Regions from separate parts of the Homo sapiens genome. Here region 2 is linked to region 1. A link is an interaction called in ENCODE POLR2A ChIA-PET data of the cell type or tissue named here. Cell type or tissue: OCI-LY7. All regions are shown on one strand. Links, peaks and the distances in the headings refer to the core of each region. The heading gives the core; the rest is flanking DNA. Region 1 has its middle 9.1 kb from the start of TMEM63C. Region 2 has its middle 19 kb from the start of ZDHHC22.

Region 1 (8,589 bases), core at 184-8,183:
AGTGCTCCATAAATATCTGCTAGGTCTAGTTTGTTTATAGTACTCTTCAAGTCTTCTATATCTTTGATGATCTTTTTTATTTTTTCTTTTTCTTTTTGAGATGGAGCTTTTACTCTTGTTGCCCAGGCTGATGTGCAATGGCACAATCTCATCTCACTACAACCTCCACTTCCCAGGTTCAAGTGATTCTCCTGCCTCAGCCTCCCAAGTAGCTGGGATTGCAGGCACCCGCCACACTCCTGGCTAATTTTTGTGTTTTTAGTAGAGACAGGGTTTCACCATGTTAGCTAGGCTGGTCTTGAACTCCTGACCTCAGGTGATCTGCCTGCCTCGGCCTCCCAAAGTGCTGAGATTACAGGTGTGAGCCACCACGCCTTGCCTCCTTGATGATCTTCTGTATAGTTGTTCTATTATTTAAAGTGGAATATTAAAATCTGCAACTGTTATTGTTTGTCTATTTCTGTCTTTAATTATCTCAGGTTTTGCTTCATGTATTTTGGGGTTCTGTTGCTGGGTGCATATATCTTTATAATTGTTATGTTTTCTTGATGAAATATCCCTGTTATCATTATATAATGTCATTCATTGTCTCTTGTAACAATTTTTGTCTTAAAGTCTATTGCTTCCAATATTAGTATAGCCACCCCCACTGCCTTTGGTTACTGTTTTCATGGTATACTTTTTTCCACCCTGTCATTTTCAGCCTATTTGTATCTTTGAATGTAAAGTGAGTCACCTGTAGATAGCACATAGTTACATCATTTTTAAACACTCATCTGCTATTATCTGCCTTTTGATTGGAAAGTTTAATTCATTTACATTTAAAGTAATTGAGGAAGGACTTACTTCTGCTGTTTTGCTATTTGTTTTCAGTGTTTCATACCATTTTTGTTCCTTATTTCCTTCATTACTGCCTTCTTCTGTGTTAAAGATATTTTTTTTTATTTTATTTCAGTTTATTTGAGACAAGGTCTTTCTCTGTCACCCAGGCTAGAGTGCAGTGGCACAATCTTGGCTCACTGACACCTCCACCTCCCAGGCTCAAGTGATCCTCCTGCTTCAACCTCCCAAGTAGTTGAGACTACAGGCGCACACCACTGTGCCAGCTTAATTTTTGTATTTTTGTAGAGATGGGATTTTGCCATATTGCCTATGCAGGTCTTGAATTCCTGGGCTCAAATGATTCACCCACCTCAGCCTCCCAAAGTATTGGGATTACAGGCGCGAGCCACCATGACTGGCTGATATTTTTTAATATACTATTTAATTTCCTCATCTTTTCTTTTACTATATATTTTTAGTTATTTTCATAGTGGTTGCCCTGAGGATTAAAATTAATGTTTAATTTATAACAATCTAGTTTAGATTAATACTGTTTCAGTATAAGAACTTTGCTACTATATAGTTCTACCCCCATCTTTATGTTGCTTTTGTCACAAATTCCATCTTTACACATTTGTGTCTATCATAGATATATATCAGTAATTTTTATTTATATAGTTGCCTTTTAAATAATATGGGAAAAAAGAACAGATACAGACTAAAAATACATTAATATTGACTTTTATATTTACCTTTACCAGTGTTCTCTATTTCTTCATGTGAAATCAAATTGCTGCCTACTGTCCTTTCATTTCAGCATGAGAGACTCCCTTTAGCATTTCTCGTAGGGCATTAGTGACAAACTCTTTTTTTATTTGGAAATTTCTTAATTTCTATTTCATTCCAGAGGGATAGTTTTGCTTGATATAGCATTCTTGGCTGACAGCTGTTTTTCTTTCAGTCCTTTTAATGTTCTATCCCATTGCTTCCTTACCTCCATGGTTTCTAATGATAAATAAGCTGTTAATCTTATTAAGCATTACTTCTACGTGATAAGCTGCTTCTCTTTTGCTGCTTTCAAGATTCTATCTTTGTCTTTATCTTTGAACAGTTTAATTATAACGTGTCTCAGTGTGGACCTCTTTGAGTTTATCCTACTTGGAGTTTCTTAGATGTATAGACTAATGTTTTCCATCAAATTTGGAAAGTTTTTGCCCATTATTTCTCTCAAGTATTCTTCCTATTAGACCCCACTACCTCCTCTGGCACTCCCATTATGCATATGTTGTGGTATACTTGGTGATGTCTTTTAAAGTCTGCTCATTATTCTATGTCTTTCTTTTTTATGCTCCTCTGACTGAGTAATCTCAATGACTTATCTTCAAGTTCACTGATTCTTCTGCCTGCTCAAATCTGCTGTTGAGTCTCTCTAATAAATTTTTCCTTTCAGTTATTCTTTTAAGCACTAGAATTTATATTTGGCTCTTTTTTATAAGTTTGGTCTTTTTATTGATATTCTCTATATGTGAGACATCATTCTCATGGTTTTCTTTAGTTCTTTGTACATGGTTTCCTTTAGTTTTTTGAGCATATTTTAAATGGTTGAATTAAAGTCTCTTAAAAGTAAGCCCAATGTCTGGGCTTCTTCAGGAATAATTTCTATCAATTGTCATTTTTCTTGTGTAGGGGCCATACTTCCTTGTGTTTTTTCCATGCCTTGTAATTTTTTGTAGAAAACCGGACATTTCAAATATTATAATTTGGCAACTCTGGAAATCAGATTTCCCTAGGGTTTGTTGTTCCTGCCTGTTGTAGTTGTTGCTGTTTGTTTGTTTAGTGCCTTTTCTGAACTAATTTTGAGAACTCTTTGTGTGTGTGTGTGTGTGTGTGTGTGTGTGTGTGTGTGTGTATGGCCACAGAAGTCTCTTCCATTAGCTTCACAATCAGCTAGTGATTGGACAGAGATTTCCTTAAACACCTGGGACAAAAAACAGTAAAATTGCCCTGTCTTTATAGATAAGCCTGTGTATGTGTATTGGGACATGCCTTCAGAGTTCAGTTAGGCAGTTTATAACTCTGCCTTAGTCTTCAATTTCTTCTTGCTTAGAGACTGAAGGTCATGCAGAGGTGAGAGCTTAGGGCTTTCTCAGGTTTTTCTTGAGCATGTGCTTATCCTCTAGATTCCCAGGAATATGTCAGGGCTTTTCAAAATCCTTATTTTGAATAGAATCTCACAAAGTGCGAGAGGAGACATCTTCCTGGAAAGGGATTCTGGATGAACAAATAACATTTAGAGGCTTTTAATAGATTACCTGGCTCATAATCTGTGAGTGAACTGAAGGAGAATGACTGACCCCTCAGAAGCAGCTGCCACATTACAGTGATACTGACCAAAGTAGTAAAGAAGTAAGGAAGCAAGTCTGAAGAAGGGAAGAGGGAGTTTTCCTAGTACTACTTCCATACCATGTGTTTTTTATGGGGCTGGAGTATGAAAAGGAAGGTTGCAGAATGAGGTGTATCAAAACCATCTGGAACCAACTTGTCCCCATTCCAGGGAACCCTCACCCACAGCTCCAACCTGCTCAGGCAGTAACCAAGATGGAAAAAAATTTTTTTTAACATTCGGCCCCTTTCTTTATTGTAATAGTTTATCTGGAAGTACACAAAAATTAATAAATTGCTTTTACTATGCAATTCTGAAATATCAGGTCTACTGCCGTCAATAAAAAAAATTAGTAACTACTTTTATGACATTAAGGTCAAGTCATCATTTGTAGACAGAATCAATTGAGACTCTTTGGCACTTACGACTAATCCATTGTAAACAATTATCAATCTTAAAAACACAGCTCCAGTAAACGTGTAATTATACTGGGTACAGATAAGGAAGTACAAGGCCGGTATGATCGCTTATGCCTGTAATCATAGCACTTTGGGAGGCCGAGGCAGGTGGATCATATGAGGCCAGGAGTTCAAGACCAGCCTAACCCACATGGCAAAACCCTGTCTCTACTAAAAATACAAAAAGAAATTAGCCAGCCATGGTGGTGCTTGCCTGTAATCCCAGCTTCTCAGGAGGCTGAGGCATGAGAATCAGAGAATCACCTGAACCCAGGAGACAGTGGTTGCAGTGAGCCAAGACCATGCTACTGCACTCTAGCCTAGGTGACACAGTGAGTGAGAATCTGTCTCAAAAAGAAAGGAAGTACAAGAAGCTCACTGGCTATGCTAAACCAAATAAATGAAAAGCAGCAAAACTGATTTTTTTTTTTTTTTTTTTTGAGACAGAGTCTTTGTCACCCAGGCTGGAGTGCAATGGTGCGATCTCAGCTTATTGCAACCTCCACCTCCCGGGTTCAAGCCATTCTCCTGCCTCAGCTTCCCTGGTAGCTGAGACTACAGGCATGCGCCACCATGCCCAGCTGCTGGGGTTTCACCATGCCAGCCACGCTGGTCTCGAACTCCTGAGATCAAGTGATCCACCCACCTTGGCTTCCCAAAGTGCTGGGATTACAGACATGAGCCACCGCGACTGGCTGCAAAACTGATTTTATACTGTGGGTTTATACAAATAAATAAACAAAATCCTTTCCTTTTTTTCTATATTTTTTCTTACATTTCTTATAAAAATAACAGAATGCTTCATTTTATTCACTTCAATGGGACAAAGTCCTTAGAGAAAGATTGAAAAGAGCTGATAATCAAACTCCCAAATTTTATGCTTATTTCTTTTCTAGTGCTCTCAATTTTCTGACATTTAACACAGGCAGGAAAACGTTCTCGGTAAATTGAGCATTTGAGTCTATAAATGTCTTCAAGCACTCTGGCAAGTTACATATATCCCATTGCTTTTGGTTGCCCATCTCTTCTTTGCTTCAAACCCCCATGCGAGTTTCTTCTTTTTTCAGGCAGCCCTGTGAATTTTTAGTCTCCATTTTTGGCTTTTACAAACTTGTGGCAGACAACTGCTTTGGCAATTTTTACACCAAGCTCTCGAGTAGCTAGCTAGTTGCTGAGTTCTTCAGCCCTCTCAATATTCCACTCCTCCACAGCCTGCTCTATCCTCTTTTCGAGGCCTTCTCAGTGGTTTTCCTTTTAACAGGGGGGTCAAACCTATCATTGACTCCAACATACTGAGTAAGCTCCTTCCACTGGGCTGCATTTGAGGACTGTTCAATTCCACATATCTAAGGGAATTCCAGAAGGACTCTCTTCTTAGGCATTTACATTTGACTCTGCTTCACTTTTTGCTTCATCTTTTGAGAAATCTATGATTTCTGCTTTTCTGTTGCTCCCATCCTCTTTATCTTCCTGTAAGTTAAGCCCAGAGCTCTCCAATGTAGCTTCATCTTCAGAGTTTGACTCAACATCACTTTCATTTAGGCCAGGAGGTACTAGCCCACTCAACATCTTTTCTTCTGTCAGGATGCAGCCGCCCGGCAGCCATCTTAAGACCCTGTCAACCAAAAAATTTTTTAAGAAATAATTTTTGTGTGAAATCATTGTTGTGTATTATTTCAGTGTATTATTTCAGGGCTTTGTATAAAATAATGTGGACATTTTACTTCTATTTCTATGCTCTGGAACAGTTTAAAATGATTGAGTTCTTGCTTGACCATCTTTTTCTTTTTCCTTTCTTTCTTTTCTTTTCTTTTTTTTTTTTTTTTTTTTTTTTTTTTTTTTTTTTTTTTGAGACAGGGTCTCAGTCGCCCAGGCTGGAGTGCAGAGGTGTGATTTTGGCTCACTGCAACCTCTGCCTCCCAGGCTCAAGCAATCCTCTCATCTCAGCTTCCAGAGTAGCTAGGGCTGCAGGTGCATGCCACCATGCCCAGCTAATTTTCGTATTTTCTAACAGATGGAATCGCACTATGTTGCCCAGGCTGATCTCAAACTCCTAGATTCAAACAATCTGCTGGCCTCAGCCTCTCAAAGTGCTGGGATTATAGGAGTGAGCCACCGCACCTGGCCTATATTTTTCAATTAATTAATTTTGGAGGAGACAAAAAACATTCAAATCATAGCACTCACTATTAAAAAACTGGAAATAAAAACAAATGCCAAACAAACCAGGAAGGATTAATTTATGGCACAGTCAAACAATAGAGTAATGAAAATGAATAAACTCCAACTGCATACCACAGTGTGGATGAATCTTAAAAACACAATGTTGAGGCCAGGCATGGTGACTCATGCCTGTAATCCCAGCATTGTGGGAGGTGAGGCAGGCAGATCACCTAAGGTCAGGAGTTTGAGACCAGCCTGGCCAACATGGTGAAGCCCCATCTCTGCTAAAAATACAAAAATTAACTGGGCGTGGTGGCGCACGCCTGTAATCCCAGCTACCCGGCAGGCTGAGGCAGGAGAATCGCTTGAACCTGGGAGGCAGAGGTTGCAGTGAGCCTAGATTGTGCCATTGCATTCCAGCCTGGGCGACAAGAGTGAAACTCCATCTCAAAAAAACAAAACAAAAAACCAATGTTGAGTTTTAACAGCCCAACATGAAAGTATATTTATACTCCAATTCTCTTAATGTACACTCAAAATACAGACCAAACCAAACCATATTGATTAGGAATGAATAATCAGGTGGTAAAAGTACAAAGCAATGCAAGGAAAGACTGAAGTCAGGATAGGGCTATCTCTGTGCAGGGAAGGGACTGAAAGAGAAAGGGGTGGATTGGGAAACGATACAGGGAAACTTCTGGTGATAATGTTCTATTTATCGACTTAAACAGTGTCGCTACACAAGACTTTGCTTTATGATTATTCATTATCGTGCTCACTTGCGTATGGTATATGCTTCTCTGTATATGTATTATATTTCACAAAGTTAATAAAGCTTATACAACAAAGAAAAGGTTCATTACTGAAAACAGACACCAACTCCCAGGGGAAGGAGTACAACGGAGCTGATTTCAAGAGCCTGGACATGAGGCCCTGAAGAGGAGATCTTCACTTTCTGGCCCAGAAGAAACCCATATTTCTGCCTCATGAGTATCATCTCGGGGAAGCAGGGGAGTTCTATAGCCTCAATAAAATATCAATGCAAGGACCCGTGCGTGTGTGTGTGTGTTTTTTTTTTTTTTTTTTTTTTGGAACAGAGTCTTGCTTTGTCGCCCAGGCTGGAGTGCAGTAGTACGGTCTTGGCTCACTGCAACCTCCGCCTTCCGGGTTCAAGCAATTCTCCTGCCTCAGCCTCCCGAGTAGCTGGGATTACAGGTGCCTGCCACTGTGCCCAGCCAATTTTTGTATTTTTAGTAGAGACGGGGTTTTGCCATCTTGGCCAGGCTGGCCTCGAACTCCTGACCTCGTGATTCACCTGCCTCGGCTTCCCAAAGTGCTGGGATTACAGGCGTGAGCCACCACACCTGGCCAACCCATTTATTCTTTAAGGATCTAATTCTGCAGGGCATCAGCCAGGCTCAAGATAGAACTGAGGTGAGGCTCTGCAGGCTTCAATCCCCAGATCTGTCTGAAAATGCTCAGTTGCGCTCAATCCTAGGTGAAGAAATGGTACCAGAATCCCAGAGTTCCAGCACAACACAGTGGTGTTTCTTTTGTGATGTCATCAACACCTGCTTCTGACCTCACCCGCCCAGAAGTTTCCAATATCATTCAGTGATAGTGGCGGTGGATAACAATGACCTCCTACCAGCTGTGAATTTCTCGTCTTCCACTAGTACTAGTAAAAGAGATTGCTGCTGGCTAAGAATACCCACCGGTGGGGTCTTGGTGAGTGGGGCCCAGTCTGAGGCCAGGGGTAAGAGAGGGCAGAGGGGCCAGGGTTGCCCCAGAAGAAGGGAAGCCTGGATTCTCTTCTGTGGCAGGGCTGAGTGATCATAGGGCCTGACTCCTCCACTGGGGAATGCCAGCTTCCAAGTAGAGACAGTGCTGTGTGTCTAGACCTAAGCCTGAAGTCTTCCTCTCTCTAGAAATCCACAACCCTGTGTCTGGTCAGGCAGAAGACACTGGAAAAATGGTTTTCCATTCCAATACATTTCCCCACTACTTTCTGCACAGGAAAACAAATTCACTTCTGTCTGGAAAGGCAGATTAGAGCATGTGATAGGAGCTGAGCTCCCAAAATGTATCCACTTTCTTAGAGAGTTTTTATTTGGCTCTTGGGATCAGGGATACCCTAGAGTATGTGGCTTGCCACTTAAAGTATAAATAGTGTCTTGGCTTTGCCTTGAAAATACTGTCCCTGTCAGTGGCATATGTTTATATTCTGGGTCTTGTAGTAAAATCTGTGGTCTGACTCCCATCATCTCCAACCCCATGGCCCCCTGCTTACCCTCTGCCTAGCAGCCTCACCCAGCACCAGGCCTTGGGGTCATAGGGACACTGGTGTGTGGCTTTCACTTCCTGCCTTTTCTCTCTCATTTTGATTTTTCCTGAACATCTCACCTGGGTACCACAGAAAACCCATGTACATTTGCGTAGGCTGTGCACAGTTGTGAGGTTTTTTTAATTGTTACTGTTGTTTTTGCAATTGCAAACAATTCTGCAATGAGCATTCTTGTGTGTGTAGGTCTTTGTGAGCTTGAGTGTTTATGATGGAAATTATTTCTAAATAGCAGAGACAAGTTCCCAGGGCCACCATAGGCTCAACAAAACTATGAGGGTTGGGTCCCTGCAGTTGTTCACTGGGCTGGTTTAAGATCTCAGACAATTTCACTGATCAATCAATACAGGCAGTCCAACTTACAACGACTCTACTTACAATTTTTTGACTTTAAAATGGTGCAAAAGCCATATGTATTCAGC
Region 2 (8,589 bases), core at 181-8,180, 50 kb before region 1:
ATAAAGAGAACCATCCTTCCTTAAGAAGTGGAATCCAGAGAAGGGAGGGAGCACAAAAATTTGAGCCTCAGAGGCTCAAGAGAACCCAGTTATTTGCGTTTGCAGCTCCTCACCCCTGGGCGTGATTCCTGTATGTGGAAACGCTTGCCCCTTAGGACGGCCTGTTTGCAAACATGTTTCATCCACATTTTTTTATGGCATCCCTGCAGATTGTAGCCTGGTGTGATGGGGTCTAAAGACCTACATTCACATGTCATATCTACTACTCATTGACTCAGTGACTTTGGATAAGTCACTTAACCTCTCTCTAGATGTCACTCTTCTCAGCTGAATGATGAAGAATTTGAATTAGTTACCTTGAAGTTTAATCGCAGTGCTAACCTTTGTAAGATCTATAGTTGTGTTACAGGTGAGCCATAGAATTAATAGATTAATTTTTTTTTTTAACGGAGTCTTGCTCTTGTCGTCCAGGCTGGAGTGCAATGGCATGATTTCGGCTCACTGCAACCTCTGCCTCCTGGGTTCAAGCGATTCTCTTGCATCAGCCTCCCAAGTAGCTGGGATTATAGGCGTGTGCCACCACGCCCAGCTAGTTTTTGTATTTTTAGTAGAGATGGGGTTTCACCATGTTGGCCAGGCTGGTCTCGAATTCCTGAGAATTTTGGCAGGGTGATCCACCCGCCTCGGCCTCCCAAAGTGCTGGGATTACAGGCGTGAGCCACCGCACCCAGGTGCTTAAATTTTTTAAAACATGGGGTGCTTAGAAAAGAGGTTCTGAGGGCCTCCAGTAAGATGGTTTTATAGTACGGTGTTCTGTCAGATTTTTAACTTCTTTGTATGGAACTCTGGGAGAAGCTCTTTGCCAGTCTGCATTGGTGTTGCCTTTCATATGATTATCTTGTTGCAGCTAATGTGGATTTACTACCTCCCATGTAAAAACCTGGTCTCAAAGAATTCTTACTGGCCCAAAAGGAGAATGATTTGGGGTTAAATCAGATCATCTCCTTTTCTGGTCAGCCATCTGCAAACAGCCCTTTCATTTCATTTGAGATGAAGAAGGTAACTTTTGTATTTGGGAGAGTGTTAGTTAGCTTATTTCCTTTCAGACTTCTCTCTGCACAACCAGGGATGATGTTTCTTCGTTTTTTTTTTTTTTTTTTTTTTGAATCGGAGTCTCGCTCTGTTGCCCAGGCTGAAGTGCAGTGGCGCTGTCTCGGCTCACTGCAAGCTCTACCTCCCGGGTTCACACCATTCTCCTGCCTCAGCCTCCTCAGCCAGGATTACAGGTGCCCACCACCATGCCCGCTAATTTTTTTTTTTTTTGTATTTTTAGTAGAGACGGGGTTTCACCGTGTTAACCAGGATGGTCTTGATCTCCTGACCCCGTGATCCGCCCACCTCAGCCTCCCAAAGTGTTGGGATTACAGGCATGAGCCACCGTGCCTGGCCTCTTCATGTGTTTTAAGGAACAATTTGGGGCTGCGTGCAGTGGCTCATGCCTGTAATCCCAGCACTTCAGGAGGCCGAGGTGGATGGATTGCTTGAGCCTAGGACTTTGAGATCAGCCTGGGCAACATGGCGAAACCCTGTCTCTCTAAAAAATACAAAAATTAGCTGGGTGTGGTGGCACACACCTGTAGTCCCAGCTACTCTGGAGGCTGAGGTGGGAGGATCACTTGAGCCCAGGAGGCGGAGGTTGCAGTGAATCAAAATCATGCCACTGCATTCCAGTCTGGGTGACAAAAACCCTGTCTCACAAAAAAGCCAAACGAAAAACAGAACCACTTGGGTTGATTTAACATTATTTTCACTGTCACTAGTCAGAGATGACATAGATGCAGTGATACTTTGTGAGGTCTTTATTCTGGTCCAAGCCTTTTGGGTCAACCTTTCATCTACACCAGAAGAGAGATTAGAGATGAGAAGTCTGCCTGGGTGACACAGCACAATCAGAATCCCTGAGAGAAAGAGGCAGAAGAAAACAACGACTGTGCCCTAGCTCCTGCAGCCTTTACCTCTGCTACGTCAGTTTCCTTTATCAAAAGAGGAGGGGCATAATCCTCGCTATGCACTTGACATCCTGAGATGAAGGTGCAACGCAAAAAAGTGATGTCTCAAAAGTGTTTTAAAACTGCTCTACGGAGCAAGGCAGCCTCGCCGCTCACAGACCCAGTGATGGAATTCAAGTGATGGCATTCAGCCCCTTCAGGGTTGTGACTGCTTGGGATAATTAAGACTGTCTTCTACCAAAATCTCATTTACAGTGAATGAGAGGAGAGAAAATATCAACCCAGGATGGTTACTCTTTGACTGGCTTCCTGGAAGGAGCTGTTCTGTGGGTCCATGTGTGACCATTTTGGTTTTTTCCTCTCAGAATCCTTCCTTTATTTTCTTTCTTTTTACTTTTTTTTTTTTTTTTTTTTGAGACGGAGTTTCACTCATGTTGCCCAGGCTGGAGTGCAATGGTGCAATCTCGGCTCATGGCAACCTCCACCTCCCGGGTTCAAGCGATTCTCCTGCCTCAGCCTCCTGGGTAGCTGTGATTACAGGCATGTGCCACCACGCCCGGCTAATTTTGTATTTTTAGTAGAGATGGGGTTTCTCCATGTTGGTCAGGCTGGTCTCGAACTCCCAACCTCAGGTGATCCGCCCACCTCAGCCTCCCAAAGTGCTGGGATTACAGACATGAGCCACCGTGCCTGGCCCCCCTTTATTCTTAAAACACATGGCTTTCCTATCTCTTTCTAAAGGATGGTTATGCAAGACAGAATTGCTTGAAAGAACAGTCTGTATGGTTCCTGCCTTAAATTACAGCAGCTGGAGGAGATGAGTTGAGCAAAAAAGCAAGAAGGGCCCATAGAATATGAAGATAACCCAGGGAGTGGGAGGAAGCTGTTAGAATATGAAGGAGAATGAAAACCGAAAGTGGGATCCTGCGGCCAGCCCTTGTGAGGGCCCTGGCAGGTGGAGTGATTATTATCCTTCCAGCAAGGCAGTCAGAGTGGCTGGAGAGCATGAGAGTAAAAATAGCTGCCGTTACATTTCCTACAGACTCACTAGATCCCAAAAATTGCAGTGGCCTTGGAAGCATGTTTGTTCATCCTGGTGTCTTTATAACAGAAGAGAGCAAAGGCCTCCATTCTCTGGGGACAGCCCACAAAGCCCCTGCCTGCTGGGTGGACAGATGGGAGCGCTTGGCATGGGGCCTGCCCTTCATTTGAGGGTGAGAGTGAAAAACCAGAAGCCCTGAAAAATCAAGACCTGCCACCACTTGTAGATGGTAAACCACAATAATCATGTCTCTACAGAGAGCTGGGTTGAAATTATCATCTCCACTCAACCCTTGCACAAGTGAGTACATTGCCCAGTCAGGGGAAGAGAAGAAGCCTAAAGAAGTTACACACAAATGGAGCACCACAACCTCAACGAGTCCTGCATTGTCTTCAAAAATGGCAGGAAAACTTGGCCCCAGAAGCCTGGTGGTCCTGCTGGTTAACATTTCATTCTGCTTCCCCTCTGAGCTCCAGCAAGGTTTCTGGGCCTCTCCTCTCATCACTGGGCTGCTCAGGAAATGCAAATGAGTTTCACTTCAGCAAAACACAGAGAAAGGGCAGTGAACCGTCACAACAAACAGCCCCGGATACCCACAGCCCGACAAAACAGTGACAGGCATGGTTTAGACTGTGTGTTTTCAATAATGGTCCCCTGGGCTCTCACAGGCCGAGAGAGTGAACTTCAAGGTGAAAGCCTTTTATTTTTTTGAAAGGATATCCAAGTTGATGCTTGTCTTGGCAAGGTGTATTTAGAAGTATCATGCTTTCCAGCCTGTGCTGATTTTATTCTTGAAGCATTTTATAAACATCAATTGTGCCGTGAAGCTCCTAGCTAGTAAATTACTAACATTGCTGATTGTACTAGTCAGGTTGGGCTGCAGTGACAATGTCACTTCTGCTCAGCCCGTGGCCAAGACTGGCTCCTGGCCCCACCAGTTGCATGGGGATCAGGACATGTGGGACAGTATGCACTGAATGATTTAAAAAAAAAAAAGTCAACATGGCAGAAATATTTAATTCAAGGGAAAAAAAGGTTCTTGGACCCACAGGATCAGAGGTGAGCAGGCACCAGTCAACACAAGGCCACAGGTCAGCCCTGGGGTAGGTCCCACTTTGGGGACCTTTAAAAATCCTCAAAAACATGGTCCTTGTCACTCAGATTTTCACACCTTTCCTCCCAAAATTGTATTCCAAAACCCGAACATTTCTCCTTCTTCTGAAAGTATTAATGATTCCTGCAGCTTACCTGACCAAAGCATTGTCATTATTATTTCAAGGAAACACATTTTCAACACGTTTATGTCCCAGCTGCTGACTGAGCTGTGGATATAAAATGGTGGCTAAAACAGACCTGGTCCCTCCTTCTAGTCTTGTGGGAGGTAGCAATGACAATCAGTTAGTCAATTGCCCCTTTGACAGTTTTGGTCTCTGTAGGTCTTAAACATCCAAAGCTGGGTGCGTAAGCCTAGACAAGGTGATATGTCCTACTCATTTCAAAGATAATGCTTTAATAACCTTTGGGGTTAGCACCCTTTGATTAGGGCAAGAGTCCTTAATATGAAACTATAAGTCCACCCCAACACACCCAAGCACACTAGGAGGGAGTTAGCAGCAGCAGATTATCCCGTTGAGCGACCCACCTTCAGACTTCTGAGCTCACCCACAACAACAGCACCTGCATCTGCTTTCCCCAGCTGCCGCCAGCATAAGCATACACATGACCCCTTGCTTGACTTACCCTAGTCCTGGCTCTGGCTGCAACAAACAGTTGTTGAGGCCCAGGTCTATAGAAAGATACATGTGGTCCCTGGCCTTGGAGCCTAGGCATCTGAGCCAGGAGTCATGACCCACAGGAAAAGTAGTGACGCAAGGTTGTGCCTGGTGCCCAAGGAAAATCACAGACCAGAGCTGCAGGAGCTCCCTGAGACCTTGAGAGGAACTCACGATGATTGAGATCTAAGTAGTGATTGAGATCTCAGCCTTGGCATAGGGTAGAGCTTCCATAAGCTGTCCGTGCCTGGTCAGCCATTTGCAAACAGCCCTTTCATTTGAGATGAAGAACACAACTTTTAGGGATTATTTCAGTTACATAGAGACAACATAGGAGAGCAGTAATGTGAGCAGAGGGGTTTTAAGGGAGTTCACCTGATACAGGTATAGAGAGGAAGGGGAATAGCGTTTTAGCCAAAGGAAAGAGCAGGAGTACAGACATCTTGGTGAGATGGAAATATCATGGCTTTAGATCTTGATCTGGTCTCTGTGTGATCCTAGCAAGTTATATAACCTCTCTGCACCTTGTTTCCTCATTTGTTAAGTTACCGTCAACTCTGAAATATTGTTGTGCCTTAATGTACAGTATATAGTACAGTGGCCTCACATGGTGGGTGCTCAGTAAACAATAATAAGATTGCTACTGCAAGTGAATTGTGCCATTCCAAGAACAAGGACTGGGCTCTCTGAGCTGGCTTCAGTCCAAGGCCAGCCTTCCACTTTGTACATACAGGCAGTGGCCAGCAAAACAACCCAGCTCCCTGCCTACCTCTGGCACCCTGCTGCACCCAGAACAGAGCCCCTCCTTTGCACACACCCTGCAGAATACCTGCCAAGCATGCGCTCCAGCTCTCCCCAGCCTGTCCCAGTCCTCACCCTCCTTTAGAGTTATACAGCTGGTGGGTGGGGAGCTATGGAGGAATCAGCCCTACCCTAGCCAGATCCAGCCTCCTAGCTGGCCCAGCCTCCTAGCTGGTGACTCAGCCTCCAGGCTCCTGCACAATCTGTCCTCCACACCTGCATCAGGTGAACTTCCTCAAACCTCTGCTCACTTACTGCCTTCCTCGGACACCTCCCCTATAGCGGTTCTAGCCTTGACTGTGTAGCAGAAACCTCTAGGGAGCTTTGAACATGCACAGGTCACATCCCAGACCTGTCAGACTCTGGGGAAAAGACCTGCCTTCCCCCACCCCCATGGATATTCTCTAAAGCTCCTCAGGGGATTGCAGATAGGCAGACAAAGCTGGGAATAATTGCAGTGGGTCCCTTGTGGGGGATTGGACTTGGGGCTGGGGTGAGGAGGCGTGGGGACCAGTTCCACACAGCGAAGTAACTGTCATCTGCAGTATCGCCAACACCTGGGAGCCTATGAGAAATGCAGAGTCACAGGCCCTGCTGATTCAGAATCTACATTTTACCAAAGTCCCCAGTGTTTCCCCGCACTGTCGAGTTTCATTAACACTGGCACCAGCTTTTACTAATTGCTCACGGTGCTCCAAGTGCACAGCCAGGTGTTTTACACACACCATCTCATTTAATCCTCACACCCCTCAGCTATGAGCACCCCCTTTGACAAACAAGGAAAAATCTGCCGTTCCTTCAACAAATCCTTCCTGAGCACCCACGTGCGAGGCTCTGTGCTAGAGACTGAGAATGAAAAACGGGCGCTCCCCTGCTGGGGAAGAGCTCAGAAGCCAATGGGATGTGGATTTCAATGTCTTCCCAGCTGTGTGTTCCTGGGCGACTTTCTCAGCCTCTCTGAGCTCGTTTCCTTTTCCTCTTCCGCCGAACAGGGCTAAAAATCACACCGCACAGGGCTTGGTGCCTTCCCTAAGCTAAGTACTCACTCACCAGGCCTGGTTCTAGCGGGAGCTCAGGAATGGTCGCTATTGTGACAAATAGAAAACCCGCCAGGAGACAGAGAGGAGGTGGGTCCCTGGACCGCGGTGGCACATGAGGGCTAAGAACCTCCCAGGAGGGGCTGGGCTCGGAGCGCGCTCTCGGAGACGCGGTGATGCGCGGGGCCCGGGCCGTGGACAAGACTGCAGTGTCCTGCACTACCTGCCGCCCACTCATCAGGCCGATTCTCCTCACCTTACGCTTAGATGAGTTTCGAGTAAGACCACTGCTGGCATCAAGAGTCTGGGCCCATGATCTCGCCCTTTCGGGCTAGGCGAGGCAGACCCAGGTTGGCTGCGGCCCGCGGTCCCCGCGCAGCCAACACTGGCAGCCAAGCGCGGGGCGCGCGCGCCGGGAGAGTGGAGCGCGGAGGCCCGACGGCGCCCCCTCCCGGCGGGCCCGAGCCACGGCCGCGGGCTCTGGCGGGTGCCGGGGAGGCCACGCGCGACGGCGTCGCAGCCGGAGCCCAGACAGACGCCCCACGCTGCGCGGCCTTCATCCCACGGCTGGGGCGATGGAAAGGTGGTCCCGACACGCGCAGGGGTCTGAGGAATCGGCTTCGGGATTCTGTGGTCTTTGTGGTCCGCAGCCGGCACCACTGCTTCCTGTAATTTAATTTTCTCTCCCGAAAGCGTTGCTAATTAAATCCTTTCTCCGGCGAGCCGTCGCCCCCCGCCCCTGCTAGTCTGTTTATTAAGTACCCGGCACCTGCGAGGGAATTTTTGCCCTCGGCGGCCGGCGGGTCAGGTGGAGGGGCCGCGCTGCCCCTTAGCTGCGCCTCCTGGCTTCCTTCCCCAGGTCTCCTCCCTCTCTTTCCACCTGGAACAAGACAGCAATCCTTGAGGTCTTTGAGCAAACGCAAGAACCGTCCTTCTCCTGCTGCTGGTGACCTCTGCTGCTTGGGGCATCCAATTCATGTCAGTTCCCCTCCCCTGTCTTTCCAGCTGTTCAGTCGTATTCCCACTTCCCACCACCATCTCCCCGCACCGCACGCTGGCCACGTGGAAGGTTTGCGGAATGGGGCCCAGGGGCTTGTGGAAGGTCACGCAGCCCATCCAGGGCACAGTCGGAACTAAAACTGAGCCCTCTTGAAGCTTGGCTTTCAGGGGTCACAAACTCAAAGCCTTCAGGGGCCAGATAGCCAAGGGTAGAGTGTGGGGTGGCTCTGGGTTGGGCAATGGTTGGGGGAGTCTGTGGCAAAGTAAAAGGTATGTGCCCCATTGAGGGCCAGGTGTGTGCAATCCTCGCCAAGTCTAAGAGCGAGTCCAGTGTTCACGGAGGGCAGTGACCCGCCCAGGGTCACGCAGGGATTCAGAACCACTGGGTACTCCGGGTTCACAGTGTGATCTTTCCAGGATGCCACTTACTGACTGAGGACTTGGGAGCAGTCCTGCTCAGTCCTGCACCCCAGCCACCTCAGTCCTTGCCCCTCTGGCCTGCCCTGCCCAGGGTCACCACATCCCGCAGGGCCTCCTTCCCCACAGAGTACCTCACACCTTGGGCACCACTCTCCCCTCCCCTCTACCTAAAATCACCCCTTCAGACAGCTTCTGGCCACATCGCAGCTGTCAATCAGAAAAAGAAGGCAGCCTCATTTCAAGGTATTTGGTGGCAAATACCTCCCAGAATTTGAAACAAAGGGCCTGGGGAGCCAAAATACTATTTTGAAGGACACATTCATGGTAGGGGAATTTCAGGCATCACAAGCCAGCCAGAAAGGGGTATTTGGGGACAGGAAGGCTGGGGAGAAGCCCACACAGAGGACTGCCTCTTTGGAAGGCCTCAGCGCCAGCTCTGCTCCTCTCTGAGTTCCAGGTCAGCCCCCTGGTCCCCTCCTACACAGCTTTTTGGCCTTCCATGGGGGTAC

The links. ChIA-PET counts read pairs that join two places held together with the same protein. Peaks named below come from ENCODE experiments on the same cell type or tissue, not always from the same donor. Only the 100,000 strongest peaks of a DNase experiment are listed, where the experiment ranks them.
Region 2: POLR2A ChIA-PET joins it to region 1 with 12 read pairs; 5 of 35 experiments call an interaction of 5 or more read pairs at or near these places.

What each region holds. Positions count from the first base shown.
Region 1 is chr14:77,168,421-77,177,009 of GRCh38, forward strand. It overlaps the pseudogene FAM204DP. Among named protein-coding and RNA genes, the nearest start is that of TMEM63C, 9.1 kb to the right of the region's middle. In OCI-LY7, for the core only: no CTCF peak of the experiment used is centred there; no DNase peak of the experiment used is centred there.
Region 2 is chr14:77,118,006-77,126,594 of GRCh38, forward strand. No RefSeq gene overlaps it. Among named protein-coding and RNA genes, the nearest start is that of ZDHHC22, 19 kb to the right of the region's middle. RefSeq lists enhancers at 2,848-3,047, 3,058-3,117, 3,128-3,357, 3,738-3,917 and a silencer at 7,005-7,234. In OCI-LY7, for the core only: CTCF peaks have their summits at 7,037 and 7,239; DNase peaks (open chromatin) are centred at 2,056, 3,616, 4,746, 5,876 and 3 weaker places; H3K4me3 peaks cover 5,125 bases; H3K27ac peaks cover 4,864 bases.